7 separate regions of the Mus musculus genome follow, and regions 1, 2, 3, 4, 6 and 7 are each linked to region 5. The links are chromatin loops, found by intact Hi-C in ENCODE. Cell type or tissue: heart. All regions are shown on one strand.

What was found. A loop is a pair of places that touch in the nucleus more often than their neighbours do. Peaks named below come from ENCODE experiments on the same cell type or tissue, not always from the same donor. Only the 100,000 strongest peaks of a DNase experiment are listed, where the experiment ranks them.
Region 1: it touches region 5 in a loop (2.1-fold over the local background); 15 of 42 quality-filtered maps call a loop at or near these places.
Region 2: it touches region 5 in a loop (2.4-fold over the local background); 14 of 42 quality-filtered maps call a loop at or near these places.
Region 3: a loop joins it to region 5, with 1.9 times the contacts of the local background. A loop is called at or near these places in 2 of 42 quality-filtered maps.
Region 4: it touches region 5 in a loop (2.3-fold over the local background); 13 of 42 quality-filtered maps call a loop at or near these places.
Region 6: it touches region 5 in a loop (2.2-fold over the local background); 4 of 42 quality-filtered maps call a loop at or near these places.
Region 7: a loop joins it to region 5, with 1.9 times the contacts of the local background. A loop is called at or near these places in 7 of 42 quality-filtered maps.

The regions. Positions count from the first base shown.
Region 1 is chr14:21,739,968-21,743,967 of GRCm38, forward strand. It overlaps Dusp13 (dual specificity phosphatase 13), which reads right to left and starts at 1,531. Exons shown (of 4, transcript NM_001374075.1): 1 at 1,063-1,531; 2 at 137-310. The coding sequence starts at 1,415. In heart, no CTCF peak of the experiment used is centred here; a DNase peak (open chromatin) is centred at 2,014; H3K27ac peaks cover 314 bases; H3K27me3 peaks cover 508 bases.
Region 2 is chr14:21,746,266-21,750,265 of GRCm38, forward strand. It overlaps a transcript of Dusp13 not described here. Among named protein-coding and RNA genes, the nearest start is that of Samd8, 2.3 kb to the right of the region's middle. In heart, a CTCF peak has its summit at 2,018 (motif pointing left); a DNase peak (open chromatin) is centred at 2,276; H3K4me3 peaks cover 131 bases; H3K27ac peaks cover 513 bases.
Region 3 is chr14:21,550,347-21,554,346 of GRCm38, forward strand. The region is part of intron 2 of Kat6b (K(lysine) acetyltransferase 6B); the gene reads left to right. Among named protein-coding and RNA genes, the nearest start is that of Kat6b, 53 kb to the left of the region's middle. In heart, no CTCF peak of the experiment used is centred here; no DNase peak of the experiment used is centred here.
Region 4 is chr14:21,135,568-21,139,567 of GRCm38, forward strand. The region is part of intron 3 of Adk (adenosine kinase); the gene reads left to right. Among named protein-coding and RNA genes, the nearest start is that of Adk, 85 kb to the left of the region's middle. In heart, a CTCF peak has its summit at 1,542 (motif pointing right); no DNase peak of the experiment used is centred here.
Region 5 is chr14:21,499,469-21,503,468 of GRCm38, forward strand. Kat6b (K(lysine) acetyltransferase 6B) reads left to right here and starts at 317. Exons shown (of 17, transcript NM_017479.3): 1 at 317-492. In heart, CTCF peaks have their summits at 792 and 1,528; DNase peaks (open chromatin) are centred at 373 and 1,203; H3K4me3 peaks cover 2,683 bases; H3K27ac peaks cover 2,308 bases.
Region 6 is chr14:21,820,777-21,824,776 of GRCm38, forward strand. No RefSeq gene overlaps it. Among named protein-coding and RNA genes, the nearest start is that of Vdac2, 8.8 kb to the right of the region's middle. In heart, no CTCF peak of the experiment used is centred here; DNase peaks (open chromatin) are centred at 2,185 and 3,325; H3K4me3 peaks cover 529 bases; H3K27ac peaks cover 3,481 bases.
Region 7 is chr14:21,658,001-21,662,000 of GRCm38, forward strand. It overlaps Kat6b (K(lysine) acetyltransferase 6B), which reads left to right. Exons shown (of 17, transcript NM_017479.3): 13 at 2,743-2,974; 14 at 3,428-3,587. Among named protein-coding and RNA genes, the nearest start is that of Dupd1, 55 kb to the right of the region's middle. In heart, CTCF peaks have their summits at 1,851 (motif pointing left) and 2,064; a DNase peak (open chromatin) is centred at 1,351; H3K4me3 peaks cover 435 bases; H3K27ac peaks cover 1,091 bases.

The DNA of each region.
Region 1 (4,000 bases), 240 kb after region 5:
AACTGTATGTTTCCAAACAAACATGAGAAAGGCAAATGCAGGCAGCGGTGAGAAGCACTGTGGGCCATCTGGAGGAGGCTTATCCTGGTACTCCCACCCATCAGCCACCCTAAACCCCTACATGGGTCTTACTTACGCATCTCCCAAGAAAAGGTTGGGCCAGACCTCATTGATGTGGGTCAGTGTGGCAGTCCGACGGACCCACAGCAATCGCTGCAGAGAGGCCAGTGTGGGTGGCTGGTAGGGGGACACCTGGACTGCCCCATGAATCTTTGGCCTCCGAAGTTCCTGCTTCTGTAGCGAGTCCATTCTGGGAACAGAGTAAACAGGACAGTAGCTGGAACAGGCTCCCCAAGCGTGGGTCCAGTGGACAGGGAGACCTGTGTTGCAGTACCAGGAGCCAGTGGGATGCTGTGGGGGCCAGCCTCAGCTATGCTGAATGAGGCTATTACCCGGCTCAGCTGGCCTGGAACCTAGAACCTTTTCCCTGGGAACAAGGAGAACTAGAACTCTCTTGTCAATTCCATGGCGCTAAGCGTACCTTTCCTGAGGCAACGGATGTTAGAAATGTTGGTCTTAGGGACCGTGGGGAATCTCTGTAGGGCTAATCTGTGCAGACCGTACCCCTTTAGTCACTGGAAACCCCAGCTGGCGGAGGCTCTTGGAGAGGACCTAGGATGTCCCTCCAAAGCCAGGCAGCTCATCTGTAGCTCCCACCCTGGCTGTTTCTAAGGCTGATGCTAGAGGAGGTCAAAGCACTGTCCAGGGTTACAGTCCAGCCACAAGTGGGCATTAGTCAGCTTGTTCACACCAAGTGAGCTGGTGTCGCTCATAAGCAGGCTGTATCCCTTGTGCTGTGTTCCATGTTTCACACTGACACCAATGACAAATGACAAATGGCTAAAGACTACCCTGAGCTTGATATCCAGTGTGTGCCTTCAGTTCATTCCCCAAGCCTTCCAGTTGCCAGAGGGTGGTCACCAACTGATGTGTCTCCTCTAGGGAGCTGTCAGGGATGAGCTACACATCCACTTACAGGCCCCGGGCTTTTTTCCTCCTTACCCTTGTGGTTCAGGCCAGTACACCTGTACAGGCCTCACCCGGAAGGAGTGGGTTATGTCTGGAGTCATCTGGCTTAGTCCATCTGGGCCCTTGCAGAGCTGAGGTGTCAGAGGCACCAGAACCTGAGCCTGGTACCTTAGAGGGAAGGGGAACCTACCTTGGTCAACTACCCCTGGTCCCCTCAAAGAGTAACTCGAGTAGGTACAGACTGGGTAGAATGCCTTTTCCCTCTGGCAGGCACTGCCAAAACCAGAAAAAGAGATGGGCACCCAGGAGGCCACTGGCTTGGCCACACTCACCCAGCCAGTGGATGATGAGCTGGGTGGAAGAGAGGGCCGGCCTTTCTCCCTCATCCCCCTCTGTGACCTCTCTGGCAGGCTGAGTGGCCTGCCACCTACCTAGGGCATGGTCTGGGGCCAGGAATGGGGGACTAGGTGCAGGGGCAGGCTGAGTGGAACAGTCCTAAAGCAGGTTCCATCCAGAACACAAATGCTGTTATGCGCCTAGAATTCCAGGTCCATGCATGTGAGCCAATGGGGATGTGGGGCAAGATGAAGACAGACCTGAGCTGCGGGGACAGGAGCAGTGGCCTAACATCTCTCCCTGGTGTCTCTGCTATTGAAAACACTTGTCCTGAAGATGGGGACCACCTGAAGAGATGCCTAGGGAACAGACTCCCCTTAAAATTTGACAAGGATATATCCTGGGACCTAGGCAAGTTTTCATTCCTATCTGGGCCTTAGTTTCTTTTCTCTGCTCTCTGGTATTCTGCTGGCTGCAAGAGAAGGGAATGACGCTATATGAAGTAACACCAGGGAAAGGAATATTAGGGTGGAGGATCTCTGAATCCAGGGAAGTCCAATAGCCACTCTGGCCTGAGGCCACCAGCTAGACTCCTCCAGCTATGAGTGGAACTAGACAGGGATTTCGGGAAACCGTAGGCCCCTCACAGGCCTGCTCAATTTGGCATGGGGTAAGTCTGCCCTCTAGTGGCCAGTGGCTGCTAGGCAGCCCAACTGTGTCCCAGGAGCTCGGTGGTGGGGATTAGGGGATGTCCTTAACTTCCCTGGTCTAACTCAGACCTGTAGGAAAGATTTTTCTTAGACTTAGGGTTTCCTGGTCAGGTCCTACTTAGGGCTATATGTAGCCCAGCTATCTGCTCTGGTCCACTGAGGGTTCCTTTCACCTATCAGAGCCAGGCCCAGCAGCTCACTCAGTGAGCCATTCCTTAAGCTTTAGGCACCCCCCCCAAAAGAAAGCCCAGGGATTCTGCTACCCCCTGGTGTAGGGAGGGCCCAGCTATGTCAGAAGGAGCCATGGCTGAATGTCTTGTAGGATCAGGCCCCTGTTCACATTCATGATAGTCCTCCCGTGGCTCTCTAGTGCTACCTGGCTTCTACTTCCCTGAAACTTCAGCAGAGAAGTTGCTTCTGTCAACAGTGGCTTTCTTGCCCACACTGCCTCTGTATACAGAGCTACACATACTTACCTTTTGTTGGCACTAGTAGCATCTCTAGCTTGCTCTCTGTTGTCTGTCTTTCAGTTTGTCCCAGGATAGCCTTCTAGAATACCACCCTGCATACCTCGGGCCTTGCTCAGCAGCCTGGGACGTGGCAGCTGTTTGCCACCTACCTCTTTAGCTGTAACCTCAGAACACATTTCTCCTGGTCTCCTCTGCTGTTCCCTCTCTGTCTCCCCTCTTCTCTTAGGGAGCACAGACCAAGTGGGGCTAGCGTTCTCACAGAAGGACATCGAGGTGTCTGGGAAAGAGACTTTGGCAGGTAAATGCCAAGGGCAGACTGCAGTGGTCTCTGCCCAGCCTGCATCCCTGGAGGGAGACAGACCTGTGTGGGAGTCTGTGAGCCTGAGTCTTCACCAGGAGCTGCTGGGAGACTCTCATGACATCATAAGTGAGATGCACCTCCCAGAGGCCCTGCATCAGGGCAGGTGCCACATAAATGAGGCATCACGTTATGGACATTGCTCCAATCAGTCTCATCCTTTCGGGGCTCAGCCAAGACCTATAGAGGGTAGATTGCTATGGCCTGTGGAGTTTTCACCTGGATCTCTGTGTTTCGTAATTATATTCCCAGCTTGAGGAAGTACGTTACAGACCAGACAGAGCCCAGGACTCGTGTCTTCACGCTGAGTCCACCCTGTTCTCTCACGAAGCAGGCAGTATCAACATCCCCACTTTCCAGATGAGAAAAATCAAGCCTCAGAGAGATAAAAGCAGTTTGCCCAAGGTCACACGGTGGCGAGAGGCAGGGTTCTGTGCCTCTACCTCTGACCCATTTGGAGTCCCCCAACCCAGTCCTCACAGTTGCCCACACAAGCAGGCATAGATGCCCTGGGCCCCAGTACCCAGTATTCTCAGGGGTCTCTGCTTAGGGTCGTTCACCCACCTGTGGGGAGATCCTGACCGGGCTGTAGTCTTCTCCGACCCACAGCTTGTGCCGCTGGATTCTAGCCGCCTGGCTCCGCACACCTGATGCTGTTTCTATTTTTTTATTTGAGTTTAATTATAAAGCATGCTGTCGTCTCCCTTTTGCCTTTCCTTGCCACTCCCAACTTGTCCATTGGTCCCATGGCCTGGTCAGCCCTAGGCTCAGCCAGGTACTTCCTCCTTAAACCCAGGCTGTGCAACTGTACCCAGCAACCCCATGGCTGAGGCCCAAACCTATCCTCACCCTTTCTCCTTGTACATGTATCCTTAATGTTCAGGATACAGGAAGCTCAGAGGGTTGCCTGCGGTGTGTGGGATGAGTGTATTTGGGTAGCTGGGTGGGGAAAAGGAAAAGCAAGCAAACCACCTTAAAAATTCCCCTTAGAGCCTGAATGGTGGCGTACACCTTTAATCTCATCACTCAGGAGGCAGAGGCAGGGGCAGAGACAGGCAGACCTCTGAGTTCAAGGCCAGCCTGGTCTACATAGTGAG
Region 2 (4,000 bases), 250 kb after region 5:
TTGCTCCCAACCACACTCAGCTTTGCTTCCTTGACCTGCCTTACCTGGCTCCTTAGCTCTGACCTGCACCCCGAAGTTGCTGGTCCAGCTGGCAGAGCTGTCGGAGGAAGCCACGATTGGGGAAGATCCATCGGCGCTCCCTCACAGTGATTATGGCCTGCTGCAAGGACAGCTGCTGGTGGAGCATGAGGTAAGCCAGGACCAGTGTGGCAGATCGGCTCACACCCACCACGCAGTGCACCAGCACCTTAGCTGAGGAAGACACTCAGATGAAGGACTCCTCTCTACTAGCCAGCCCACCCAAGGTCCATTCCCGAACCTGTGTTGGGTGTATCATGGTGTATCATGCCTGGGGCAAGTTCCTCAATCTCTTATGGGCCTCAGTGTCCTGATCTTTCAAATGGGTACTCACATCTGTTTTGCTAAAGTCTTCAGTCCAAACCCTCAGCATGACTTACAGAACCCTTTGAGACCTAGCCATTCATCGTCCTGCACCTTACCTCAGCCAGAGCCTACCTCAGCCCTCAGCCCTAGGAACACAGGCTGACTTGCAGTTCCTTGGCATTGCCATGACCTCTGACCCTTCCCCCTGATCTTGGCCTGACTAGCCTTTACTCATCCAGCCAGTCTCATCTCAGACATGGCTTCCTCTACCAGCTCTCCCCACTACTGAGGGTGTCACTGGAATCACAAAGCCATTGGCCCTTTCTGCGTGTGTCCCAAGGAAATTGTTGTGGAGGGAAATCCCCAACACCACGGTCCTCTGGCTTGAGTGTTTGTGGAGCTCTTCATGTCTGCTCTCTCATAGCAGTAACATTCAGAATACATCACTGTTTGATTAGCAAGCCCTACAAGAGTAGATGCCCTGGCTTAGTCAAGGCTGGCTTCTTAGAACTGAGTTCTTTCCTTGACATGGGGTGAATAATGACCAGGTGACAGATGAATGGATGAAGGAAAAAAAAAAACTGTCAAAGTGCTTTGGCTATTACAAAGCAACGTGAGCCTTACCAAATTCCTCATCATAAAAACATCAGAGGAAACAGAAACCCAGAGAAAGACACACTGGCTTGTCCAGGGTCACAGAGCCAAGGGGCACGGCTGTTTCCCAAGACAAGGGCTCCAGCCTCTCCAGACCTATTGCATCTTGGGTCCTACCTCCAGGTACGGTGAGGGCTCGGTGGATGAAGTCAGCTGCTGAGGAGAAGTAGGGGCTGATATTGAAATCAGGGAGGTCGTGGGCTGGGATCCCCAGGTAGCACACACTGCTGCCGTAGAAGTCAGGACCCCCCTGACAGTAGAGTCCTCCGTGGGCGGCATTCAGCACATGGGTGATCCCCAACTTCCACAGCTCAAATCGGTTATTTGCCGTGGCCCTGAGAAGGGCAGAAAGGGGGCTGGATTTGGGCTGAGTCTCTGGGTCCTGAAGGAGGCTTGTTTGACTCTGCTTTGGGAAGGGTGAAACCATAAGGGTAAAGGCGGAGCTAGAAACCATCATTACTGAGCGGAGTCTGCAAAGCTCTCCGTCCCAGCCTCAGGGAGTTCTGTTGGTATAGTTGGTGCTGCAAGGGACATTTTTGACCTCTTTTGTTGTCTCAGGCAGCCTGCCCCCAGCAAAGGAAAGAAGGAAGAGATTGCTTCAGTCCTGAGAACTAGCTGCCCCTCCCTTCGTGCCTCGTGTCCTACTACTCATAAATATCATCTAGATCACTTAGTCACCACGTCTACCAATCTACAAATATTTAGCAGTGACACCTTTTCTGAGTCATCCTAAGTCAGGCTTCACCACCCATTCAGTGTCCACTGGTGGCAAGCTGGGACCAGAAAGTATGATCTATGTCTACACCATTTTATATTCCAAACGTTGTTGGTTTACAGACTGTCTGGTTAGTTGTCTTAAGATGTGCCTGAAGACCCCAGCCAGGAAGTCTCTCAGACCCGCCCCCGACACCCCTCCAAAAAAAAAAAAAACCAAAAACCAAAAACCAAAAACGCTCGGGCTCCCCCTAGTGTTAGAAACTCGTCACCAAATCGCTCCTGGAACTTAGGAGTCAGGAGAAAATTCCTGGCCTGGGGCAGGTTAGAAGCAACTAGTTCTGTTGCTCTAGCCACCTCCTCAGGTAAAGATTTCAAGGATTGCCACGTCTTGCCCGACTCCTACAACCCTGTCAGCAGCCACTCACGCATCTCCGATGAAAAGGTTGGGCCAGACTTCATCCACTCTACTACAAGAGGCTCTCCCGGCCCTCAGGAGCTCCTCTAGCTGCAGGATACTGGGGCAAGGTGTGGCTTCTTTTTCTTCCCCAGGTTTTGGGATGGAGGCATCAGCCATGGGCCAGCCTGCCTACCCCTCTGCCTGCGGTCAGGTCTGCTCTCCTGTGCTATTTCTCCTTGCCAGAGATTGGCATTGACAGGTGGGACAAAGTGACTCAGCAAGTCCCAAGGGCCTCTGAACGCTGCAAGACCTATTTCCCTTGAGCTGACTCCCATCCCTAAAGTCTCCGAGAACATGGAGTTGGACTCCTACAAGTCACGATCTCTCTCCACCTCTGTCAGTTCCTTCTGTAAAGTTAAGGGTTTGCCTGTCCTGGGGAGTTGTTGCAAGGGTTAAACTAAAGGTTCACTGCGTCTAACATAGGGCAAGTGCTTTGAAATAGGTTCATTCGTAGGTTTAGAGCCTGCATAGACGGGTTCCAATGACAAGAGTTAAAGCAGAGAAAAGCACTGAGGCTTGAATGTCAGAAAAGACTCTTGCAGGTCTAAGTGGGCCACAAACAGGGGGGGACACCGATATCGGCTGCATTGGAGCCTTTGGATTGTGGAACACAGGGGACCTTGTCAGAGTTGTGGAGTCACAGAAACTTAGGCACACAGGGAGGAAAGCATCTGACGTGTGCTGTAGGGTTCACACAGAACGGTGGTTCTATAATGAAGATAGCAGATTTTTTTTTTTTTTAAGAGAAAGCTGATGGATCCTTTTATGTCAGAGAGGTGATCATTGCCCAAGGCTCTGAGAATAAGGCTCTGAGAATCTTTGGACACTAGAACCACTTTTTAAACATTATTTTTATAATTAAAAATATTTTATTGGTACTGGAGAGATGGCTCAGTGGTTAAGAACACAGATAATACATGCAGGCAAACATTTATACATATAAAATAAGTTTTAAAATTATGTTTGAGTGCCTACAAATATGTATGTGGGCCACATGCATCCCATGCCTGCTGTATCCAGAAAGTGGGGGTGGGGGGTGGGTCTCCTGGAATTAGAGTTCTAGATGGTTGTGAGGTGGCATGTGGCATTGAACTTGAGGCATTGAGGTGAAAGGGTATTAAACCTGAGTCTCCAGCAAGAGCAGCAAGTGCTCTAACCACTGAGCAACACCTCTACCCCTATAGAAGCACGGGGACAAGAGAGTTCTCTGCCTACAAGGGCTGCAGGAGATGAGATGTTTTGCAGTGTCATGGAGCCCTTGAAGGTTCTGAGCATACTAGGCAGATTCCTGGCTGCCCCTGTTCTCCTCCTGTCCATCTTAGAATCTGCCCCCTTCTCCCTCAGAACTACCAAAGCCGGTCCTGCATTGTTCAAGAAAGTAGAGTCAAAGAGGGCTGAGATTTCAAGCTGCAGATGGCTTCAGACGTGGATTCTGCCAATGTTAGGCTTGCTTTAGAAGGGGATATTCCGTTAAGGTGGGGTATGGTAGTAGCAGGAAAGAACCCAGGTTCTGTCTGAGGTTAGCTTGGGCTTGGGTACCAGCTTGGATTAACTGTGCTACGTCAGGCTACAATGTTTCTTGACCTTTCTATGAGATCTACAGAGTTGAAACAATGATTTGAAGTATAGTCTCTAGCACAGTACAAAATCAAGGGGCAATAAACGGGGCTGGGCAGTGGTGGCACTCGCCTTTAATCTCAGCACTTGGGAGGAAGAGGCAGGTGGATCTCTGTGAGTTTGAGGCCAGCCTGGTCTACAGAGTGATGTCCAGGACAGCTGAAGCTACAC
Region 3 (4,000 bases), 51 kb after region 5:
ATCAGGCTTGGCAGGCACCTTTACCTGCTGAGCCGCCTTGCCAGCACTACTCTCTTCAGTTCTTACTTATGTATTTTATATGTTAAAGAATGTTGTTAGTGGATAGAAGAGACAGAGACAACATCCTACAGAGATTTTGGGTTTGCTCTGTTCTATTTTACATTCTTTCTCTTTTTAAAAGTTACTATATTTTTATTTTATCTGTGAGTGTTTTGCCTAAATATATGTCTGTGTACCATATGTATGCCTGGTGTCATATCCTTAAGATGAAGTCAGAAGAAGGCACCAGAACCCGTACAGTTAGAGTTAACAGATAGTTGTGAACCGCTGTTTAGGCACTGGGAATCAAATGCGGGCCGTTTGGAAGAGCAGCATGCACTCCTAACCACCGAGCCATCCGTCTTTCCCGCCCCTGCATTCTTACATAACATTTTCTTGGCTACTTTTTGCTTAGCATCAAATTCTCTAATCTTTGAAGAGCTGCATATTTTGGCTTTTATGCACACTAAAACCCAGAAATAGACTTTTTTCCCTAGGAGTTTGCATATTATGCTTAATCCAAGACATTAAGAATTAAATAAAGATTAGTTTTCTAAATGACCATTAGCTAGACATTTTATCTGTCAGGAGAGAGGATTCATGCAACTCCAAGAATGCATTGCCCTCTGCATACTATATTAATTTTGGCAGCTCAGAGATAAATGAACTTGAGCTGTGCTCCAATTTTTCATTGCGAGGAGACATACATTATTATAAAAGCTCTTCTCATCTGCAAGAGTGTTTCTTTCTGTTGTTTTAATTAAACGAACGGTTTAAAAATTAATTATGACATTTTGATGATCTGATACTGGCTGGGAGTAAGGATATTTTCTCAGGATTTATGATGCATCCAGAACGGTGCTATTCAAAGGAATTCTGACAAAGCAATTGTTCTCTCTGAGTTTTTGCATCCCTCAATTTAGTAGCCACCAAGTGTAACGACTTGTGAAACCAAGAGACTAATGTTTTAGTTTTTGTTAAAATATCTATTAGTCTCATGGTCAACAGACAGAACAAATAAAGAATAATGACATCCTGAGGCTCTCAGGTTTTGTTTTTTGTTTTGTTTTTGAGGGGGCGTGTTGAAAGTTTGGGCTGGTTAAGAGTAAACAATGAACAGTATTGTGAGATACAAAAACTTTTTAAAAAGATGATGCAGGTTGAGCTGGGGAGATAGTTCTGTTGGTAAAGTGCTTGCCTGGCAAGCATGAGGACTTGAGTTTGATCTCCAAAACCCATTTAAAAAGCTCAGTCTGGTGTACACACGTGTAACCCCAACACTGGAGAGGCTGATCCCCGGGCCGTCTGATGCCAGCACAGCCAATGTTCCACAGTTAGGAGTTCCATAATGTTAAGTTGAAATACAGTTAAGAGACTATTTCAACAAAACATGGCATCTGAGACTGATAGCTAGCCCCTCCCTCCCGCACATGATCATGAGCACGCGCACCCCCCCTCCCCCAGTCCGGTATGCAGTTCTGAAGGGCACACATCACATCTGAATGTGAGGGAATAGAGGCAGAGTTAGCAGGCTTCCAACAGAGAATGGGGTGATGCTGGTTCGGGAATTTAGCCATGGTTGGTAAAGTCCCATCTTTTAGTCTTTGGTCTGAACTAGTGTCAGGCTGACTAGGTTGGCACATTTAAGTAAGTTGCTTCTGCCCAAGATATTTAGAAGGGAACTGAACCTGGCTACACCCTCCTGAAATGACACACAAGCCTGGCTGGCACAGTGCTGTCCAGTACTTGTTCTTTTGAGAGATGGGATCAGGATAGTTGGCACAAAGCATTGCCTGGCCAGAAATCACAAGTTTGTAAAGAATAGGCTTTATATTAGAAGAATAATCCTACCTCTGTGGAAGCAATCTCGGCATAGATAAGAATTGAGTACATCTGCTTGAAGGTTTGAAGTGTCTGTCACCAAGGACATCCCCAGATAAAGACCAACAATAACCTAGAAGAGCAGTTGGTTATGTATAGGAGACAGGGTAAATATGAAAGATGTAAAGAACCTTTTGCAAATAGGAGTAACTATTTAAATTGGTAAAACCGATAAAAATGCATTTTGTAGAAAAAAATAAGAGCAGCCAGTAATTACCAAGAGATGTTTATCATTATTAGTAATCACTTATTAGTGATGGGGATCATACATTAAAGCAATCAGATGTTTTTTTGCCATGAGGTTGACAAACGTTAAAAGGAATATTAATTCTTTATTGGCAACAGTGATTGAGAAATGAATACACTTGTATAGTGTGAGCATGTAAATTGTTCAGACCTTTTAGACAGTGCTGGAGCAGCTGTATCAATAACGTCACATACCTCGATCTGGTAATTTTGCTCATTTTAGCATAAATGAATGGTTAAGTCCTGGAATGGTCACCATACAATGGTACAGCCATCACATGGAACCTTACGTAGCTCCTAAAAACTGTAGTGTAGATCTTTGTGAGAGAACTTTTTGTGGAAACTCATAAATTTTTAGTGGGGCAAAATTCTAAAAGGGTCACATTTATGCAAAGTAAATTTCTTAAAACTAGATCTAGTTATAAATGTATCATGGATGGCATTGTAAATGTATATATAAGATAAATTCATTCAGATTCTGTTATGTTAGGAAAGAATTTTCTCAATGCTGCACAGAGACGTGCATGAAGGGAAAGGACCCCGGGCACAGCAATATTCTGCAGAGGGAGCAGGAGGAGCCTGCTGAGCAAGCGCAGTGGGCCACAAGTGCCGATGCAGGTGGAGACTGTGCCTCACCTCATTGGCAGGAGCTCTCCAGTCATGTGACAGACGTCTCAGGAATGTCTGGTAGGGAAGTAGGGAGAGTTGGGTAAACAGCAGATGCGAGAGTTTCACAAGGAGGAAGAGATTTATGGAATTGCTGCCTTAGCCATTGCTGAAAAAAGAGATCGTTTCTCACGATCAGATTTCATGGATTCTAATACAGGCTTTTTAGAATGAGTGAAATCCCAGCACATCCCTGACAATTGCTGGCATGTAGTGAGTGGAGCATAATGCACATGAGAAATGAAGAGCTTGGCTTGATGAAAGGTTATATGGAAATACACTGATAACTGGCGAAGGAAGGGACAGGATGAGGCTGAGGAGGTGTCCACAGAGGCTTGGCGTCATTTGCATTTTATCTATATTTAAATTCTTCTTACAGTGCAAATATATTCAATAATTACATAATGAAAAATGTGAGAGTATATGTCTGTTAGAAGATAACTCTTGCCTGGATGCCTGTGTCTTCCGAGCCAGTTGTGTGCTGTGACAGTTAGACCTGATACTTAGCTACCCTGGAGAACTTTTCATGCCTAGATGCTGCTCTTAGCCAAGAGAATTTTCAGCTCCATTAAGTTAAGTAACTGAAGATTCAGGTGGTAAGAGAACTGAACACTGACTTCCAAGACTCCGGAGGAGTAGACTCTAGAGCCAGGGCCGCTGACTGCATGCAGGCGTAACTAGTCATGTGGGCTTCCATTGTTGGGATAGGGAATTGTATGGTGAGGCAGGAGACAGGTGGAATCAAGGATCCTTAGTTATCCAGTGCCATTTTCTAGCTAGAGCACAGCCCTAATGGGAGAGAGCCATCTGACTTAGTGGCGTTGTAACTCCCAGAGGTCTTGAGTCAGAGATGACTACTTAGAAAGGCTCTGGTGAGACACCCAGGGCTTGGGAGGCGGAGGAAGGACTTTGTCTGCCAGGGGGATCCGGGGAAACCTGACAAGAGGTTATTTGTGCCGTCACTGGTGGAAGGCAGAGACTGATTTCCAAGGAAGGACTCAGAGGAGCAAGGACTCAGTGCTGCTCATAGGCACGAAGGAGGCGATGGGGAGCGGTGAGGAGACTGGCTGATGTAGAGAAGAAGTGTACAAGCAAGGAAGCAGGGCTGGCAGCTGACAGGGAGGTTAGACCGGCCGGGCCAGATGGCCAAGAGCTGAGGATGGAGGTG
Region 4 (4,000 bases), 360 kb before region 5:
CATCATCTCTCCAGCCTAAAGCATTATGTATTTCTTAACGTGACATTTTTTTTCCCACCATGAATTTCTTTTCATTGGGCTGAGCATGTAATGACAGATTTAAAATGTCCTTTCTGACATTTTTTGTTATACAGTCTTTGGTAATTTCTTTCTATCATGTTCTCTAGAGCTATGAATTACTTTATAGTTTCCTGGCACTTAGAGGTTTTCTGATTTTTCCAGTATAAAAAATACATTTATAATTTTTAATGTATTTTTTACACAATTTTGCCACCTTTTCAATAACATATAACTCAATGACCTAGAATTTAAAATTTTAGTTGTAAGCTGTGTTGTAAAAGTTGTATTCACTACTTGTTATAGATAGCTATAGTAATTGTGTGTGTGTGCATACATGTATACACGCACACTTGCACTGACTCATGCTTGCCCACATATGTACATCTGGAGGCCAGAAATTCATATTTTTAGAGCTTTGTTTTTATTGTTTTTTAATTATGTGTACCTATGGGTATGCCCACTTGAGTGCAGTGGCTTTGGAGGACACTGGTGTCTGACTTGGAGCTTGAGTTACAAACTGTTCAGCCTCACTTGATGAGGGTGCTCACAACTGATGTGGCATCTTTGCTAGAAGAGCAGCAAGCGCTCATAATGCCTGGAATATCTTTCTAGCCCCCAGAGGTTGATATTGTAAAGTTTCATTTAGTGTAGGAGTGCCGAGACTACAGACATCTATGGCATCCAGCTTTTCATGGACTTCCAGGGATGGATCTCAGGTCAGGTCATCAGACTCCTCTGTCACTCAGCCACCTTTCTGGCCCTCCACATTGCATCTTCAAACAGCCTCCCTCACAGAAACAGAGCTCACTGTTTTATGTAGATTGACTGGCCTGCAAGCATGTAGAATCCAACTGCCTCCTTACCGCAGCAGTACCAGACACCTGTGGTTTCTGAGAGCTCACTAGAGCTCACTGATTTAGGTAACCGACGTCTCCTGTCTCCCCCTCACAGGCCTGGGGATCTGAATTCAGGTCGTTGTGCTTACACAGCACCCACTTTACCAGCTGAGCCATCTCCTGATCCTCTGAGCACCAGACCTTTTTTTAAAAGATTGATCTATTTTCCCTTGGAGTATTTTTCACTGAGTATATGTACGTGTACTGCCTGTGTTTAGTCCCCTGCACCCAAGTCAGGCACCTCAAAACTGTCTGTAACTCTTGCACCTGGGACTTCACGCCCTCTTCTGACCTCCAAGAGACCCATGATGACAGACATGCACATAGAAAAATAAAATAAATAAATCTAAACAAAATTTTTAATGGAGAAATCTTAAAAATGAAATAAAGTAGCCCTAACCTCACGGAGCAATTGTTGATAAAGGTATGAATGAAGGCACCCTGGAATGCTACACATAACTAGAACTGAATTAGAATCAAATGCCTTTTGGAAGAATTACTGAAGACAAAGCAACAATGGGAGGAGACTAGCCTGTATTCTTCAGCAAAAGGAATTTGAAGATGGAGTTGTAGTGTCTAGTGCAGGACACTAGGTGGCACCATTAGCTTACACTCCTCTACTGAAGGATGCTGAGTAGTTTCAGTATCTCAAGTGATTTGTCTTTTATTGAGTGTATTTCAAGATAATATTGTAGTTCTTGGGTTTTTTCTCCTTCAGTGATGATTTTGAAAATTTTCAGTGATATTTTTGTTTTAAAACAGTTTGTCTCCCAAATAAACTATATTATAAAAGTCACAATCAGTTCTTTTGTAATTTTTAAATGAAAGACTAAACTATATTTCTATTTAGACTCATTTCAAGCAGATTTTAAAGAGGTTCAGTCATGTAGAATAAACTACTATGCAGACAAACTGGCACATGCCTGTAATCCCAACACTAGGTTATCCACATGTCACCTTATCCCGGGGTAGTGTAGAAGTCCACTTTTTTTCTAATGCCAGGTCAGTATATAATTTCATTCATCCTTTTGAAATACTAAGAATAATCCCCTGGATCTGTCTTTTATTTTAAGATTCCAGATTTGGAATGATTAAATGTTTTAATTTCTGAAGTTGATTTGTACCATTAAATTTTTATGGATGGTGTAGTGTACAAGTGACAAAAGCCACATCTCAAAGCTGTTAAACAAGTGGGCATTTAGTAAAAAGATCCTGGTATGGCATCAGGTAAAGTGTAACTCAGTGGGGTAAATAGTATTAGAGTCATTTCAGCTCTTTTCCTCGGTGTCGGTTCTGTTTGCAAGAGAGGATGGCTACCGTCAGCTGATAGTTCACATTCTTGTTTTTCTGTATTCCTCCTAGTGGCTCCAAATTCAGTGTGGTGATTATATCCTAGTGGGCCTGCTCTGACTGGCCTTGGTCCCAGACCTATCCCCAAAGTCAAAGACGGAGCTTGTGTCTGAAAGTTACTGATCAAAAGTGTTTAGGTGAACTCTGTGGGCAAGTGGCATATGATTGTAACCCTAGCACTGGCTTATTTGAGGCGGAGGATCAGGAGTCTCATGTTCAACCTGCCTCCAGTGTAAAACCTTTTAAATAATAATAAAATAGAGTGTTAGAGTGGTGGAGTCTGCCAGGCAAAGTTGGATATTGTTAGGAAAAAGAAGACTGTTTATGGAGTTGGAGAGATGGCTCAGCAGTTAAGAGCAACTGGCTATTCTTCCATAGCACCTAGGTTTGATTCCCAGCACCCAAATGGTGGCCCATAGCAACCTGTAACTCTAGTTCCAGGATAGCTGACACCCACTTCTGACCGTAGAGGAAAGCAGGGAAGCAAGTGGTACCCAGACATCCATGCAGGTAAAATACCAAACACATTAGAGGGGGGTGAGGAGAATGGTTGGAAAATTCCATTCATTTCTAAGACCTTAGGACTATATTCATTTTGTCAGTTCTCCTTCACTAGAATTACTTATCTCAGCCTCATCTCTGTTACACCTAGTTATGACATCTCTCAGGCCATGCTCTCGTCGACAGGATTAGGGCTGCAACACTGTTGATACAGTTACTGTAAAGATAAAACAATGCAGAAAGCCAGGTGACCCAGGCCTAGCATTTCAGATGTTTCATAAGTAAGGATACGTTAGGATTTTATCAGCCCTTGTAATACATTTCAGATTAGTTTCTGTGTCCTGAATATCATAAATGTAAATTTATAATGGCCAATCTTAATTGGATTTAACTTACTGATGACTGTGTTCACTGCCTAAGAAGACAGTTGATACATCCTGGCCTTTTCAGGGCTCACTTTCATTTGTATGCTGAGATGCATAAGTTTCTGCAAGGGTTTTGTAATTAATCTATGTTGGAAAATATAAATTATCTTTAAAGACTAGCAATAAATATAGTAAAATTATGATAAATGATTTTATTGTTTGGGGAAATAATATAAACTGTTTTATGTGTTTGAAGAATACGAGTTGGCAGCAAGGGAGAGAAATGAGTGATTAAGTATTGCTTAAAGTTGTTTTTTAATTAAAGTTTCATTGCTCTGTACAGTATTCAGAAATGCATTTTAAATGTAACATTAATTTTTCACTTACCATTCATCTTTATTATAATATATTGCTTATATTTATCATAATTTTTCCCACCAACTGCAAGACTTTTGTGATTCATTTAGGTTAACTGGTATGTAGTATTAAGAGCTTCCATGATAGCTTTTAAAGTGTTTCAACATTATAGATTTAGTAACACACTGTTTCAATATCTAACAAGTCAGTGAAAATCTTGACAGTGATGGAAAATGTTTTCTTTAAAACTGTGTTACTAGAACATTGTTGTTTACCTCACGACATAGTTTAATTAGTTATAAGCTGTTATACTTTTATTGTTCATTTAAAACCCAGAAGTGTCAGTAGAAAACATTATTTCACTAATTTTTGCCATATACCATTTTCTAGACATAAATAGTACCACGTAAGACCAAATAGTATAAACAGACATGGCTGCTCATTTTTAGTGTTTGTTATTCTGTGTGGTAT
Region 5 (4,000 bases):
AAGTTTGGGGCCCACGGCGGCGGGAGGGGGGGCGCGTTTAAGAAGACCGCACCTCAGTCCCAGACCTGGCGGACACACTCCCCACCCCAAAACAGCCCAGGCGTCCCCATCCTTTCGGACACCGGCATCCCCGCCCTCCCCTGAGGGCGGTGAGCGGAGCCCCCCGGGGCGGAGGCAGGTACCCCCGGGGCGGAGACTGGGGCGGGCGGGGTCCGGGCTGCGCCCCCGGCCGGGCCAGGCGGGCTAGCGGGCGGCGCGGGGGGAGCGGGGCTGGGCGGCGCTGCCTCGGGCTCTGTGCGCTGCAGCCCGGAGCCGAGGAGGAGGAGGCGGAGGAGGAGAAGGAGGCGGCGGCGGTGGGTCCCGGGCGGGGGGAGCGCGGCGCTGCGGACCCGGGCGGCTGGCAAAGGACGAGGCGGAGGCTGAGGAAGGCAGCGGGGAGACCCGGTCTGCAGCAACAAAGGGCAGCAAGCGATTGGCCGGGCTGGAGGCGAGGTTAGCCGGGGACCGGGGTGGCCGGAGGCAGCGGCGAATAGTGCACGTGCTTGCAGACACGGGCGAGTGCGGAGCCGGGGGTGCACACCCGGTGGGTAGGGGGCTTGCTCCCCCTCCGTATGGGATGGCGAAGAGGCTGCAGTGAGATCGTTCCGCCTGCACCCGGCCTGAGGCTGGCAGGGTAGGGGGTATGTGAAGGGGGTAGGGTGCAAGCCAGGGGGCGGGCGAGTAGTCGCCCGGGACAGGACAGGAGAGAGGGTGGAGGAGGGGGCTGGATGGAACGCTCCGGGCGGCGCGCCCGTCCGCGCGCTCCTCGGCGGGAGCAGGCGACTGAGAACCTCGAATTTTAACTTCGCGTGCCCGCCCGCGCGCGCCCGCCTGCGCCCACCCCTAAATCCTGCGGCCGCCGCCAGCGATCAGCTCTCACACAAACTTTAGCTGCGGGCTAGGGGCTTTGGGGTTGAGTGGGGGAGGGGAGAGGAAAAAAGGCTTCTGATTGGCGTCGTGTACAGCCAATAAGGCCAAGCGCCTCTCCTGCGCCTAGATCCAATCCATTTCTAGAGGTAGAGGGGGCGGGTAGGTGGAAGTAGAGGTGGCGCGGTGTCTGTGAGAGAGAAAAAGGGCTGGACCAATAGGTGCCCGGAAAAGGCGGGCCCCGCGGTCTGTTGATTGGTACTGGCAGTCGACCCTCCCTCGGGGTGGTGCCGGAGGTGGGGGGGGGGAAATGATGGGTCGAGAGGTGTGTCTATGTGGAGGCGAGATGACCGGCAGGAACTTGCCCCAATGGGGGGCAGAGTGTTTAGCGAGCGGGTGACGGACAGACCCGTAGGCCAACGGTTGGCCCTAAGTGTTCGTGCTCTCGTCCAATGGAACGGCGCCGGGGCGGGGCCGCGTCTTGGGTTTAATGAGACTCCATTGGGCTGTAATCAGTGTCATGTCGGATTCATGTCAACGACAACAACAGGGGGACACAAAATGGCGGCGGCTTAGCTCCTACCCCTGGCGGCGGCGGCAGCGGTGGCGGGCGCTACGGCACCTCCTCCAGGCGGCAGCCGTAGCTTCTTTCTCAGGCAGATTCAGCGCCCCCGGCAGGCGCGGTGGTGGTGGCGCGCGGCCAGGTCTGTCACCCACCCCGCGCGTTCCCAGGGGGAGGAGACTAGGCGGGCGGGGGACCGACGGGGGGGTGGCCTGGGACCCTCGACGCCCCTCCCACAGGCCCCTGCGCGAGGGTCACCGCGGGGCCGCTCGGGGTCAGGCTGCCCCTGAGCGTGACGGTAGGGGGCGGGGGAGAGGAGGGAGGAGGAATAAGCTCCGCCCCTGGCCGAGCCTACGGGGCAAGGGGCGGGGCTCAGGAATGGAAGGGCGGGGCAAAGTCGGGAGGGGCGGGGCAGAGGGATTCTAAGGCTTGGGCTGGGAGGGGATTTCTGTGCAAGAGTGAACTGGTAGGATGGATGGAGGGGTCGGACGAGGGCGTGGGCAAGATTAAAAGAACGGGAGATGAGATGGGAAACGGGAGGTGTAGAAACAGGTGTAGAAGGGGGTGTAGGGAGGGGCGAAATTTTGGTGGAAGTGGGAAGGGTACCTAGGACTGTGTGAGGGCTGGTGAAGTGCTGCAGACTGGCGAGATTGCCGTTAACTGGGGACACACTAAGGATGAATTTGGGTGTGGTAAATGAGAGAGTATTGCTGAGTTGGTGTTGGTTCGTCTTGGGGATGGGTTCATGAGGCGGGTACAGTTTCTTTGGTGGAAGAATCAGGCTGAATCCTCATGTTGGCATAGGATAGTGGTTTGCTGGCCCATGGTAAATGAAACATTAAGAAAACAGAAGGAAGGATGGATTAGTTAAGTTTGGGAGATTTTCTAAGGTAGCAGAAGAGACTTTAATGAGCAGGGAATGGAGAGAGGCTGCTTGTAATTTGCAGCAGTATATTAGAACATCTCATCAGGACAGGTGATTCAAAGTTAGGGGAAGGCTGTGGCTGTGAACGAGGGCAGCACTGAGCAATAGGTCTGGGTGCTATAATTTGATGGACTGTGCCCCCAGTCTTCATTGAGCCAAGAAAGGTTATGGAGACTTTAATTTTGATGGCTGGGGTTGTTTGGAGTAAACTTCAAGCCTAGTCTTGAAGGTGTGGCAGGAACAGGGAGAGCATAGAGTGTCCCTAGGAAGAGACATGGATGCTTGCTACCTTGGGCAAGAACATTTGGTATTTTTGAGTTTGGTAGGACTTTGGTTTGGGCACAGTGCAGGGAGTAATGGGACCTGGCAGGGTAAAGGCAGAAGAAGGGCAAATTAGTGACCTGCACCATGGAGGAGTTTGAACAATTGCAGTTGGGAGAAAGAATGTTCATGTGAGAGTAGTGGAAGTTATGAAGGAGCAGTGATAAGGAATTACAGTTGTCAGCAATAGCTAGAGACCCAGTGAACTTGGGGTGGAGATACCAGGAAATTCAAGGGAAAGAGTATGCACAGATTTGTATGGGCAAGAGGTAGAAGTAGCGCATGGGACTTTAGTTGTGTTAGTTCTTTGTACTCCAGTAGTGTGTGCTTGTGCACACACATACATGCAGATGTATGCAAACACATTTTGTGCATTTGATGCATACAAGTGTGCACATCCAGAGGCCAGGGCACGACATAGAATGTCTTCCTCTATCTCTCCCTGCCATATTGCCTTGACATAAAGTCTCTTACGAAGTGGTAGTTGGCCATTTTTGCTAGGCTGGCCGGTCTGCTGTCGAGCTCCTGGAGGCTGCCTGTCTTCACCTGCTCTTGCTGGGACTCCAGGCAGTCTAAACCACGCTCAGCGTTCACCTGGGTGCTGGAGATCCAAACGCAGGACCTCCTGCTTTCCATGCTGTGCCCGCCAAGCCCTCTATCTCTCCAGCCCCAGCGAAGTGGGTGTTTGTAGAAAGTACATTCTTCCTCATACTAGTATACCCTTCATTTCCTGATGCAACTCTAAAATACACTTGACTGCTTGCTTATTAGAAATTTATTATACATGTAGCAGAGTGAATGTGAGCTGTTGTTTTTAAGGAGTAATGGGTAAGGAGCCTGTAATCCTTGGTCATCTTTGGCTTTTGAGGTCAGCCTAGGTAGTAGTTAAAACCCTGTGTTTAAGTAAGCGAAGAAAAACTGAGGAAGGAAAGTTTTAACTTAAAGGAAGAATTTAGGTGACAGGGTCAGCTGAACTTTGACCTTTCGGCTGTACCTGGGCCTCTGGGTGGATGCTGATGATTGTGTTGTGTTAAGGACTAATGAACTACTTGTGGAAACAGGTGGACGCTATCAGAGGTAAGACCTGTGAATAGAAAGTAAACAGGATGGGTGAAGCAGATATGACACTTATTTATCTATTTATTTATAGACAGGGCTTCTTTCTCAGTAGCTTTACAGTCCTGAACAGTCTGACCAACTCACAGAGATTGATTGCCTCTTCCTCCTCAATGCTGGGATTAAAGGTGTGTGCCACCACCGCTGGGCTCTAACAAATGATTATAACA
Region 6 (4,000 bases), 320 kb after region 5:
CCTTCATTTGTAAACTTTTTATTGATTCTTTGTGAATCATGCACTCATTTCCCTGCCCCCTCCTATCCACCCTTTGCCCTTGAAACCTCCTCCCAAAATAAAACACACACAACAACAACAACAACAACAACAACAACAAAGAATAGAAATCTCATTGTGGAAGCTGCAGTATGTCACAGTGTGTTTCTCTGTCCACACATCCTCACTTGCAAAGGTCCATTGCAATGAGTCATTGGTTTGATTCCAGGCCTCTGGCTTCTCTGACACCATCAGTATTGGATCCTTACGGGAACTCCTCTCAGATATCCTGTTGTTGCTCTGTGTCATGGTCATGTGTCATGTGTCCTGCAGCTACCTATCCTAACCAGTCCCAGATGATACAGATTTTGGGGTGGGCCAGTTCAGAGCCCTGGATCTGGGCCTGGGTGGCTGCTGATCTGGTCAAGCCTCCAGCTCTACTTCACCAGCTCCACACTGCTCCAGCTAGGCCACCCAGTGCCACCAGGAGGCAGGGTCAGCTCTCCTGTCCTCATGCCCTCAGACTGGCTCATGGCACCCACCCTCCAGAGCCAGCTCCACTGTGCTACCCAGACAGGGTTCAGGGTCTACTCTCTCCAGTGCTGCAGTGAGAGAGAGATGGGCAGCTCACCTGTTCTCATGATCTCGGGGCCAGATCTCCCGACTGCCATGGTGGTGAGGGTTGAGGAGGGGTGGCGGTGGCCTGCCACTCTCTTTTCTAAAGGGCTCTGACAATACTTGTCCATAGTTCTGTCCTTTCTAGGTCGTTAGCAACTAGTTTCAGTGTCTGATCTATACCTGTTGCTTGATAAATACTTGGGGAGAGAATATGTGTCACAATCTGAAAGACTGGGAATGGCTCTTGTGATCACAAGAGCCTGTATACAAGCCTTTTAGAGAAAATATGAATATATATATATACAGTGTGTGTGTGTGTGTGTGTGTATGTAGGAATGCTGGAGTAGGCACTCTCCCACTGTGCCCACATGATCCTTGATAGCATTCTAAGAGACCACTGAAGCACACTGTCTGAGAACCCGCTAATTTTCAGATGACAAATTGGCTGCTTTATCCCATTTACAAACAGGGCTAAACTGAAGTACCATGATAAAGGCAAGCACACACATTTCATTGACAAGTGGCCTGTCTCATATGAACAATGGACGAGTTGACTTAGAAAATATCACCGGGCAGTGGTGGCGCACACCTTTAATCCCACCACTTGGGAGGCAGAGGCAGGCGGATTTCTGAGTTTGAGGCCAGCCTGGTCTACAGAGTGAGTTCCAGGACAGCCAGGGCTATACAGAGAAACCCTGTCAAAACAAAAAACAAAACAAAACAAAACAAGAAAGGAAAAGAAAAGAAAAGATCCCTATCTATTAAAGTAGCTTCCCCTTAAGACCTGCACGGAGGAGGAGCTCATTAGCACAGCTCTAGGACATCCAAAGGTGATAAAGCCCATTTCTTCTAATGTGCCTAATTCAGCCAAGCTCTTCTCATCTGCTGGCCTTCATTATTCTGAATTAACTGAACCTGCAGTTCCGGCTGCCACAGAAAGCACCGGTTCATTCTGATAGTGTGTCTTTTGTAGCTCGTCTCAGACGCCTGCTGGCAACTCCGAGAAAATCCATGCTATTTGGAAGGGGTGAGGGATTTATCTCCAGTCCACTCTGACCACACCGGGGCCTCATGACTCTCATGTACTTTTAAGTTACATTTAAGATGGAAACCCTCAGGCTGGAGAGATGGCTCAGCGGTTAAGAGCACTGACTGCTCTTCTAGAGGTCTTGAGTTCAATGCCCAGCAAGCACATAGTGGCCCACCTTCTGTAATGGGATCTGATGCCTTCTTCTGGTGTGTCTGAAGACAGCTATAGTGTACTTATATACATAAAATAAATAAATCTTTTTTAAAAAGTAAAATGGAAACCCATACTCTTTGCTCCTACAATAAGGTGGGTTTCTTGAAACCCTACATCCTGCAGGGACTATATCACCAATGGCAGCTTTAGCAACTGAAGCTCAATGTGGGCTGGTGGGAGGGATGTCAGGTCACCTACTCCAAAGTGACCAGTCACCCACAGCTAGAAATAATGGCCCATTGTCCCTCTGCTTCCTCCTTCGTTTTGCTCTGTATGGATGTCCAGGCAGCCTGCCAAACTGCCCTTGTGACTTCCTGGGGCCCAGAATTCTCCCTCATCTTCCTTCCACTGCCTCCCACACCAACTGGAGAGACACAGGGCAGCCACAGGCAGCAGATACCGAAAGGCGTGGGCTGCAAGTCATAAGGCAGGCTCAGCAGTGAGCCAGTGAGGCCGGCTCTTGCTCCCTGCTTCATTTCTGTGGAGGTTCAGGCCTTCACCCAAAACTCAGAAGGAACGGTTAGGTAGGCAGCTATCTGTCAGAGGGCAAAAGCTACAGCTGGCCGAAAGCAGTCGACTTGTTTCTTTCTTATCAGTCTTCTCCAGTGGGTAAGGCTTTGAGTGTAGGTCACAGAGTGACTGGTGGTTAGGATAGTCTGCCTGACTCTAACAGAACTTGGCTAAGCTGTGTCTCCCTGACTTAGTGCACTCAGACCTGGGGACTTACGTTCTCTGAGGGCTGCTGTCAGAATGTAATGAAGAATCGGAACCTCTGAGAGCGAAGGAAGTGCCTGGCATGTGTTAATCACCATTGTTTTCATTATGTTCATAATTGATGTCTGTGTCAGGATTGCTACATATTGGCTGGGTGGGTGTAGCTGAGAAAGAAATAGCTCTCACAGCTAGAGAGCCGAATCTTTAAAAAGTCATATAGGTAAACTTTAATTGAAAAACACTTCTAAGTTAATATCAAACTTTAAAAAAAAATCTATTTTTTTAAGTACACTATAGCTGACTTCAGACACACCAGAAGAGGGTATCAGATCCTATGACAGATGGTTGTGAGCCACCATGTGGTTGCTGGGATTTGAACTCAGGACCTCCGGAGGAACAGTCAGTACTCTTAATCACCGAAGCATCTCTCCAGCCCCTAATATCAAACTCTTAATAATATGTCCACTATCTACTTAATCATCACAAACTAGACACTAAGCTAGTGTGGTAGTTTGAATGTAATTGGCCCCGGTAGGCCCATAAGGAGTGGCATTATTAGGAGGCATGGCCTTGCTAGAGTAGGTTCAGCCGGAAGTGTTTCACTCTGGGAATGGGCTTTGTAGTCTACCACATCTGGACAGCTTTCCTGAGCTTGGCACAAAATGGGGCTTTCTTAGTGGGGCTTTTTCTCTGCCTGATCTGGGGAGTCCAACCCCCACATCTATGTGAGGAATGTCACATAGTCTCTGGCAAAATTACAGGCTCAGCCTCCTCCCTCCAGATAAGAGCCTGCTCAGCAAGCGTCCGGGATTCCTGGGATGTCTTTCCACGTACATGAGGCATTACCAGGAAGTTAAGGTCCAGCCAGTGACTTACCTTCACCCTGAAGACCCCTTTTCCCACTGTCCACGGTTCAGAGCAGCCGTGTTGAACCCGAGTGAAGAGCACACGCTGTTTCATGAATATAGTCTAAGAGAGTCGTTTTACTAAGTACTATCTGAAAGAGATGTACCCCTAAAATCCTTGGAGAAGACCTTCTTTCCCTAGAACTCACTGCTGGACCAAGATCCTGCTGACCACCCCACTGTGCAGTCGTGCCTGAACACTCCAAGGGAGGAAGCTGACCACGGAACCAGAGTCTCCTTCTGCTACCTGTGGATCAAGATGTAGAACTCTCAGCTCCTTCTCCAGCACTGTGTCTGCCTGCCCACCACCATGCCCTACCATGATGATAATGGACTAAATCTCTGAAACTGTTGGCCCCAGTTACATCGTTTCTGTACGAGTTGCTGTGGTCGTGGTGTCTCTTCACAGCAACAGAAATCCTAAGACAGCTAGGAAGGGCCCAGCTCTGTTCTGATCTGGAAAGCTAAAGAACGATTGCCTTTCCTTAATTTGCCTTTGGAA
Region 7 (4,000 bases), 160 kb after region 5:
ATTAATAAGTCAAATGTTCTTACCAAAATTTACTGTGTCTGCTTTATATTGTAACTGTGCTTTGAGGAGCTGAGAGAAAGTAGGAAGGGACAGAAGGTGGCAAGAAGCCCCTCACTTAACACCCATGTCGCGAAGGACAGCATAGGTCAGCATCAGCAGCTCAGCTCCTTCCAGGCAAGCGCCTGCCGCAGATGACATTTATAGCCAGCCGCTCTTCTGTCGTCAGTGCACAACCAGGAGGCACAGCACCTTTCCAAACAGCACAGATTGTCATTCTGCATGCCATTTCAGTCAACTAGTAAGAAATAAGACATGTGTTCATGGTCATTTTTACTGTTCCTGGTGGATTCTGTTTAACATCAGAGCATCCTCCGTCATGGGGAGATTCCAAATAGTTCTCGGCAAAAGTGCCATTTTCTTCCTGGCTGCAACTTCTTTGAGGGTCTCTGGATTCCCAGAGGAGGAGGAGACACACTACAAGCAGGGCCAGGCACCTCAGGGCATTGGCTTTGGGTGGTGTTTGGTGCTCATCATCCCTGGGATGTGTGCAGGAGGTTCTGACTAAACATTGGGTTTCCAGTCATATTCTCGGCACCCTGAAAAGTATCCCTCCCAACAAGTGCTTGCAGAGTCCCTGCCTCTTCACAGCCTCTGAGTGCACACACAACAGGAGGGTGCTTTGCTGGGAGAGACCAGTGGGCTCAATGTCCATGACACATAGAGCGTGTTACCTTCCACCTATGGGGCAGCAGTCCTGCGCTGCAGTCAAAAGGCCAAGGAATTGTCAGGAGTCAGCCTTTTGACACTGCAGGAGTGGAGGGTACTGAAAGGTTTGTACTCCAGTGCTCCCCAGGGGCTCAGCTTGCTGGCTCGCCTAAATTACCGCATGCTTTTTAGACTCGGGGTACAAGAACAGCTAGGTAAAATTGAAAGGGAGGGTGGGAATGCTTCCCTCTTAGGTCAAAGTGTGGGAACATAGAGACATAATAAAAACCGTGCCTCCAGGGTAAGGTAGTTCTGTGTAGTGGTGAGCGTAGGTGGGAGGGGGAACTGCTTGTAGGCCAAATTTCTGCCTTCAACAGTGGGATTCACATGAATCAGTGAGGGCCTGGGGACTTCCATAGTTAGTCACTGCAGGGAACTTTTAATTGTGGGATCTTGTGGACAAAGGGAACAGTTATCATCCATGGTTCTATACCTGCGCCTCACCCCCCCACCCCCGGCAGAAGTACAGAGCTGGGGCTCCCAGCTGACTAAGTAAATTTCTCAGGCTATGCCAAGCACTTAGGGAGCAGGTGACGGGATACGCCAGTTTTCTGTGCTGAGGTTTGGGCTTCCTCCACTGCTCTGGCAACGCAGCACTCTCCATGTTGACAGGACACGATATGGGCTGGCTGCAGCACAGCAGCTGTCCACGTTAGCATTCCTGACACCGCTGTTGAAAACCTCAGTGTGGCAGAGCGGCACGCGCCGACAGTGGCTTGGCTGTTAAAGTCTGGTGTTTGTTTGCATTCAATACTTAAACAGGACGAGAGGAGTTAAACCAAAAATCTTAGGCAAAACACGATGCTTATTTTATTTCTATTCTGTATGATGACATTCAAATAAAAGCTGTCAAGATGCAGCATGCTGTTGAGGTAGAGTGTCTTTTTCTAGATTTCTGCATTATTTGCAAGTGGTTTTGAGAAACAGGAAGAAAATGGATCCAAGGCATTGATTTCTCTTTGTAACAACAACAGAAAAACTAAAACAGAAAATTCTTGCAAGTGCAGCCATTTTGGAACTGTAGATGAAGGGGAGGAACGCTGATGTCTGGGTTGGTGTAGAGTGGCCTGGTTTGGTGAGTGCTGCCACCTACTGTCTGTGCTGATGTTTGTTTACACGCAGGAGGTTCACGGAGGTGAACCTCAGGGAGGTGAGGCTGTTGAAACAATTAGAGCAAAGAAGCCATCACTACTTGACAGTCAATTCTTCTCTCCTCCATTACTGCCTCTTAATTACCGAGACAGCCACCAGCTTCCGTTCATTTCCTCTAAGTGGGCTTAAAGTCTTCTCATTTCAGAGTTTCTTTGCCAGAAAAGCTGTGCGGTTCGAGCTTCATGTGCTCGTGTATTTTATTTGTAATTGTAGGAGCCACATTCTCAGGTTGGCTTAGTTTTTATGAGAAGGGTAAAAATAGAGCTAGCATCGTAGATTTGCGTTTGCCACCATAGGCGTGAAAGCCAGTGTTTTATTAATACTAAAACAGCTTCAAATCAGCCGCTGGTTAAACGGAACAGGCAGTGCAGGCTGTGTCAGCCGAAGCCCCTTCACTAAGCCCCAGCTGTCAAAGGGTCATCGGGTCCTCTGTGGAAAACAACCTGCCCATTAATGTCGGGGTGGTCCCTCCCCAGGATCCGAGAGATCCTGACATTGAGTATCCGAGAGAATTTCAGGCTTGCAGGGGATTTATGTGTGGAGATTCCCCAGAAGTCTCTTTAGTCTTAGCTTTCAACCTCCGTGACACACAACACCATGTATGTTAGCTGCCACCAGCTGTGTGAATTCGCTTACAGTGTCACCACAAAAGTTGACAAGCAGAAATTTGACGAGGTGACATCACTGTAATTGAGAGAGGTGACGAGCTTGACAGGACACACTTGACCTGTGTGATGCTTTTACCTTGTGGCTGATGACATTGTTCCTAGTCCTGGCCCTAGCTCTGACAACCAAGCTGAGTGCAGTTTTGCTTTTCCTGCCTAGGCTATTTGCTTTCTCGAAGAGAAGGCCAAGCAGGGTCTCCCGAAAAGCCGCTCTCTGACCTGGGCCGGCTCTCCTACCTGGCCTACTGGAAAAGTGTCATCTTGGAATACCTCTACCGCCACCACGAGAGGCACATCAGCATCAAGGCCATTAGCAGAGCCACAGGCATGTGCCCACATGACATCGCCACCACTCTGCAGCACCTCCACATGATTGACAGGAGGGATGGCAGGTGAGTGCCCTGCTTTCTGCTTTCTTGATCCACAGCAGGATCAAGCCTGTTGTTGTTGCTTTTGCTGGTTTTCCATTTTCATAACCTGGGTCAAAGGAATCTGGATTGGCCAGGGACTTTGTTCTTTTAAAACAGTAGCCCAGGTAACCTTCAAACTCATGCGATCCTCCTGCCTCAGTTCTGGATTACAGGTATGCACCAGCATGTCCACCATTTAATCTTGAGTTGGTTTGGTTTGGTTTGGTTTGGTTTGGTTTGGTTTTCTAGACAGGGCCTCACTGTATAGCCCTGGCATCCCTCCATCTCAGTTTGTTAGACCAGGCTGGCCTTGAACTCACAGAGAGTCTCCTGCCTCTGCCTCCCCCAAGTGCTAAGGTTAAAGGTGTATGCAACCACACCCCACTAGCTCTCAGTTTTTTTAATCTCACTTTGTCTTGTCTCCCTATATTACAGGTTTGTCATCATTAGAAGGGAAAAGTTGATATTGGGCCACATGGAAAAGCTGAAGAACTGTTCCCGACCCAATGAACTTGATCCGGAGAGTCTAAGATGGACCCCAATGTTAATTTCTAATGCTGTGGTTTCTGAGGAAGAGCGAGAAGCTGAGAAGGAGGTGATGACGAGTCATCCTGAGTGGTGACTTTTGTCTTGTAGTTGCTTAAGCTAAGAGAGTCATTTGCGTCATTGTGAAAGCTCAGTTATAACGCTTATGAAACGATACAGCGCTAATTTATCCTAACCGATTAAGACATGATAATTTTATTGAATTAAGTATGAAAAATGAGACATTTATCATTGATCACACCGAGGCACTCAGCACTGACAGTATGTAATCAGATCAGACTTGGTGCTGGGCTGCAGTGCTGCCATGTTAATCGATTCTTTGTGTTTATAAACTTGCGTAGAGTGCTCCATGCCAGTGAGCATGTAATGTAGTGATAAAGAGCTTGAATCAATTCACTGCATCGTTAACACCACTTACTATCCCATGAAACCCAGCCGTAACACCACTTACTATCCCATGAA